Linked DNA regions of Homo sapiens: region 1 is linked to region 2. Evidence: chromatin contacts called from ENCODE Hi-C or POLR2A ChIA-PET data. All regions are on one chromosome and are shown on one strand. Each heading gives the region's core, a stretch centred on a gene start or an enhancer-like site at or near the end of the contact. The rest is flanking DNA. Distances are from core to core; before and after follow the strand shown.

The links. A loop is a pair of places that touch in the nucleus more often than their neighbours do. ChIA-PET counts read pairs that join two places held with the same protein, here RNA polymerase II (POLR2A). Pooled maps may share reads with other maps.
Region 1: a map of gastrocnemius medialis shows a loop between it and region 2 (2.6-fold over the local background). The contact joins the enhancer-like site here to the promoter of FBXO30 in region 2. A Hi-C loop is called at or near these places in 8 of 168 maps with a recorded cell type or tissue (HepG2, IMR-90, MCF 10A and 4 more), 1 of 37 single-sample maps with no recorded cell type and 9 of 50 pooled maps. POLR2A ChIA-PET finds 5 or more read pairs at or near these places in 6 of 52 experiments (AG04450, GM12878, H1 and 3 more).

The regions. Positions count from the first base shown.
Region 1 is chr6:145,903,258-145,905,957 of GRCh38, forward strand. All of the region lies in intron 25 of SHPRH (SNF2 histone linker PHD RING helicase), which reads right to left. Among named protein-coding and RNA genes, the nearest start is that of SHPRH, 60 kb to the right of the region's middle. Within about 2 kb of position 1,319, at least 3 of the 41 ENCODE cell types and tissues checked have a DNase peak (open chromatin) inside an H3K27ac peak, as active enhancers do; they include GM12878 and gastrocnemius medialis, where a contact is called at or near this core.
Region 2 is chr6:145,813,522-145,816,221 of GRCh38, forward strand. It overlaps FBXO30 (F-box protein 30), which reads right to left and starts at 1,274. Exons shown (of 3, transcript NM_032145.5): 1 at 1,082-1,274. All of the region lies in intron 1 of EPM2A-DT (EPM2A divergent transcript), which reads left to right. RefSeq lists enhancers at 683-1,237, 2,295-2,364 and a silencer at 915-1,454.

The DNA.
Region 1 (2,700 bases), core at 69-2,568, 90 kb after region 2:
CTCAGATGTTTATTTTAATTATATTTTAAAAGTGTGAGACAGATGTCACAAATGATCTTTAAATTAAATGAACAAAAATTCAAATAAAAAAAAAACAGAATAGAATTCCACATGTAGAATTCTACACATAGTATGGCTAGGCTTCTCTGTGAGTTGGAATGTAGAGATACAGAGTTTTTTTCTCTACAAAAAGGCTGTATAAGATATCTCTATTATCAAGAGATATGCTTGCTAAAAATGCAGATTTCTGGACCACATCCCAGGTCTAATGAGTCAAAGTTTATGGAGACAGAGCCTGAACAAAAATATTTATTTTAAAAAGCAGGCCAGTTGATGGTCACATACTTAAAAGTTTGACAAAAAAAGCAATTGTGTAGCATGTGGTGGGTGGGAAGGGTACTGTATTGCTGTCACTATATCTATGTAGTGGCTGTATCTATTTTCTCCCGGACAGAAATTTCTTATTATCTAAGACTCTTGACCAGTATATAGGGTCAGGGTTTCCACTGGCAAAATGCTTTGTATAAAACCTAGCCAAATGTAAGACACAGGGAACAAGACATGTGGGCCATATGTTCTGCCAGGAGGCCTACTTCACCATCCAAAATGCCTGGCAGTTGTCAGAACTTGCAAGGGGAATTTTGTTTACTTTGTGAGATGCCCAGTAGGTTCCAAAGGTCATTTAGGAATACCATCACACTGTTGCTAGGGAAGAAATGGTCTTCAACTTAAGTGCATCCACCGAACAGGACATTTGTGATCCCAGTATTCATTTTATATCTATGGTCAATCAACAGCATTCCTTACATTGTAAAATCTCTTATTTCCAAGAAATACTACTTAAAAATGTCTACTACTAATAAATAATAGTTTTATGCTTTCCAAATATCTTTTATCCACAAAAAAGCTATATGATTAAGCATTCTGTACGATATATGGTTTGCTATGTCTGAGAATCTTGACATAAATACAGTGAAATAATCATTTCAGAAATAAATTTTATATTTCAGATAATATAAACATTTCAATTAAATAAAAAATTACTTGTCAGTATTGCTTGTTAAAGAACAACGATTTGATAATCAACAGTAATATAAAGAAAAAAACTAGGTTTAGAAATAATTGGAACTAGTAGTTTCTAAAATTTGAAAATAATGCCTTAATTATTTACACAAAGCCATCTTTATTTACATACTAATCCAAAATAGGCAATATGATCATTTATGTGGAAGTTTCAAAGAGTCACAAGAGAGGGGTGAAGTCTCAGAATACAATAAGCTGATGTTTCAAGGAGGAAGTGACAGACAGCAGGCCAGAAATGTGACAGAAGTCAGAAGAAGAGACAGGAAGCACAAGGCAAATGTGGCAGACACAAATGGTAACAGAAAAAGCAGTGAAGAGCCAACCTAAACATGGCGTGAAGCAGTGTGACAACGTCGAGGAGGGATAAAATTTGCCCGCACAATGGTACAATAGTCTTATGTTTAAGAAAAGGAAATGTAATTACATGTGCATCTATGATAAAAAGGGAAATTATCTTTAGTAAATTCTATAAACTTAATTTTTTTTAAAAGATGCTTCAGTTAATTCACGTGTTAATCAATACTCATGAAAGACAGCGAGAAGTGAGAGCACAATAAACAGTATTTATATACCGATATCCCTGCTCCAACAGCACAGCACATGTAACTGTGCCAATCTCTATCCTGGGTGTCTAGGAAAGCTGCCATAAAATGAACAGGTGTTTGGATTTGATGGGCTCAATGACTCAGTTTCGTAGAGGCTGTGCTGTTTACCAGTAGCTAGAGCAATCACTTCCTTAACCTCTCTGCGCAAAACCTGACACAGCAGTTCTTTCTTATGCCAGTTCCTTGTACTGTGATGCATGCTGTCACCTAAGGGTGAGCCACCTCTTCTTAGCCACAAAGGCCATCTGTGGCCCTTGAGATGCTGTGGCCAGAGGAAGAGAAAGAAGAGAAAAAAGGAAGGGCTAAGAAAGACTATCTTTATGGAAAGGAAAGGAGAAACTATAGGAGTGGGAAGAAAGGGAGAGAGGGACTGGGAAGCAGCATAGCTCCTAAGTGCAGGCAGGATAAAGAATAACTGTCAAATGCCTCAGGGCTGCACCATAAGTCACCTACTTCTTCCTTCAATAACTCTTTGGTATTTGCTTTAAAAATATAGTCCTCCCTCAGTATCTGTGAGGGACTGACTGCTTCCAAAACCCCTGTGGATACCAAAATCCCAGGATGCTCAAGGCCCTTATATAAAATGATGTCATATTTGCATATAACATACACACATCCTCCTGTATACTTTAAATCATCTCTAGATTACCTCATATAATCCCTACACATCATTGCATTTGCGTGGATTCAATGTAAACTCAGCATGCTGCAAATTCAAGTTCTGCTCTTTAGAACTTCATGGAATTTTTCTTTTTCCAAGTATTTTTGATCTATGGTTGGCTATATCCACAGATACACAGGGCTGACTGTAAAATGTATTCAGGGGATTCACAGAGAGGGAACAGGACTAGATGATCCTTAGGTCATGATGCTCTCATCACGTATCCTTGCCTGTTCTGTTATTCCCATACTGTCCTGCACTTCCTTCCTGCTTGTTTACCCTCTAATTTTTCTCCTTTCACTCCTGGACCTTTCACTGGCGCCCCCTGGAACCCGTATTTTATGAAACAAA
Region 2 (2,700 bases), core at 24-2,523:
TGCTACTCTTTTCCTTTTGCCATGTCAACAATTGGACTGCTTTGGAAAACCTTAGTATGAGCAAATGCAAAACCTGTTAATATAATTTCCATAGGTCTCTAAAGAACAAACAGTATTGAAATTTAGCAAATGGAAATTAAAATTTAAAAAGTTTGGGATTTTGTATTAAAAGATTTTAAATTAATCTACACCGATATCAGAATGCCCATAAATAACTTCATCTTGGATCAGAGTCAACGAAGTAATCATGGAATAAAAGGTCAATTCGTTCCCAAGCATCTTTTATCTGGGACTTACAACAGGGCTCAATAAGAAAAACAAGAGAAAGGGAGAGGGAAATGGAGTACTAGGACATTGGTAAACACATACTGTTTTGCCTCTTTGCCTCTATACTCCCAAATATACCCGTTAAAAACATACTGGCAGATTACTTTGAATTCAGCACGCGCTCTATAAACCCCTTCCAAGCAAAGGAGTTCCAAGGCGCAGGTCTTGGAACAACACAAATAACCTCAGGTCTGCAAAATAAGGAAGTTCCCCTTTAATAAGGACCGAGGCTAAGGCTAAGATCCTCTCACTTCCATGAATGGCAAAGTTACCAACTTTGCTCATCCCGTGCAGACAGTGGATGATGCCTCCCCAGTCTTACTTTAAGCCATTTGTCCCCAAATAACCCAAGTTTCTAAAAACCAGACGGAACGAGAAGCTTAGGGTTCCCTAAGTTTAACTCCTCCTTCGTCCCTTCCCAATACAAAGACACACAAACTGGGGGGGACACGGAGGTCGGTGCCCTCGAGGCTTAAGTCGCCATTTGCTGACCTCAACGGCTGGCCCGGCATGCGGCCCGGCGAGGACACGAGCGCGGCGGACGCCCTCTCAGGGCGCCCGGACGGCCGACCCGGGACGCGCATGGACCGGGGTCAGCCGCCTTTCCTCTGCTCCAGGCCGGGCCCGTCAACCCCACGGCCGCCAGCGCCAGCGCCTCGGTCCCGGCCGCGGCCTCAAACTGCCCGGCCGCTGCCTTCGTCCCCGCCGCAGCGCGGACGGCGCCGGCCTCCCCTGCGGGCCTCCCGTCACTCACCGGCCGGCGCGGCCGAACCGCGGCCCAGGCCCTAGCTGCCCTGGACGCCGTGCCCAGCTGCTCCGCTCTGTCCCGGCGACGCTCCGTACCCCACACAGCCGTCCGAACCGCCTCCTCCGCCCCTCTTCCCCAGCCGGGCCGCCGCCTTTTCTCTTCTCCCGGCCTGCTCCAGAGGCAGCCACCCTCCTCGCGCGCCCCGCCCCGCTGCGCCCCGCCCACCCGGCCCGGCTTCTGCCGACAGCTGGGCGGGGACGCGCACGCAGTCCCGGCGGGGACGCGCACGCCGCCCTCTGACCCCGCAGCGTCGTGGCTAGAGTAGGGTCTGGAGAGAGCTCCCACTGTGGCGAGTCCTGTCGTTGGATTCCCGCGGCGCCCCGTAAGGCTCCGCCCCGGCGGTGCTACCAAACCCTGTTCGATTTTAGAATCGTACATTCCCAGAGGGAATCCTAGACCCCTCATTTTACAGTTGAGGAAACAGGCCCAAGTAGCATGACTTGTTCGCGCCGCTAGTCGAAGGAGCAGCAGCCCCGATCCCTTGACTCTGGGGCACTGCTTTCCCTTTAGCTCATTTTTGGAGGAAATGGGTGCGCCCTTGCTCGACCTTTGGTGATTGCCGCCACAGGCCTTCCCGCCGGCTAACTCAGCGTGCCCAAGTCCCGTGACTTAGTGCCAGGACGGTGCTGTGACCCGTTATCCCCTGTCGGGTTTTACCTCCCCCCGGGAGAGCTCAGCCCTGGATCCCGGCGGGCGGCGGAGCCTCTCTGGAGCCCGGACGGGACAGCCCACCAGGGTCTGCTTCTGTGAGGGGCCGAGGCGTCATTCCGCGAAGGTAATTAGCTGGGGAGGGGACTTGAAGCCGCTTTTGCAGTGTACCTTACATATGACTGGGGAGTAAAGAAATCCCACAGGGCTGTATCAAAGAATGGATGGATGTCCACGCCCCCGCTACCACCACCAAGCCTTGGTCTACGGCCGAGGGACAGTGATTCCGAGCTCTGGGTGTTGGGAGCCGCTCACCCGCCCCCACCCCTCTGTCGGGGACTCCTGCCCACCCCGTCGCAAGAGAATTACAACAAAGGAAAGATGGTTGTAATCCTGGCAGTGGGGATGGGGGCAGAGCCAGGAAAACACTGTTGTCATCCTTTTTGTGGCTGCATCTTTACCCCTTGCTGTTGTGCTTTGGGAAAGAGAGCTCACACATAATTTGCTATCCTACAGAGAAAGCCTGTGGGTTTTTCAGATCCGTAAATTAAACAAAACAAAACAAAAACTGAGTTAGGAACTTAGATTACAGAGTAAAGGTTGATTCCTTAAATGATTAACTTTTTGAAAAATTATCTGTTCCCCTTATTTTGCCTGATTTGGCTGTAGACAGGCTCTGGTCCTCGGTTCAGACCTTGAGAGCCACTGTCCAGAGAGCTACATGGTCAGGATGGGGAAACAGGCAGGATGGCCCAGTGGGAGAGGATGTAGGTGCTGCTACACTATAGCCCCGCTCAATGCTCACTGTCCTGGATTGAGTCACAGACCTTTGTTTTGCTTTAGCTGTCCTCTTATAAAGGATCTAAAATAGATTATCTCTAGAGCCCTTTCCAGCTTTAAAATTCTGTGAATCTCTA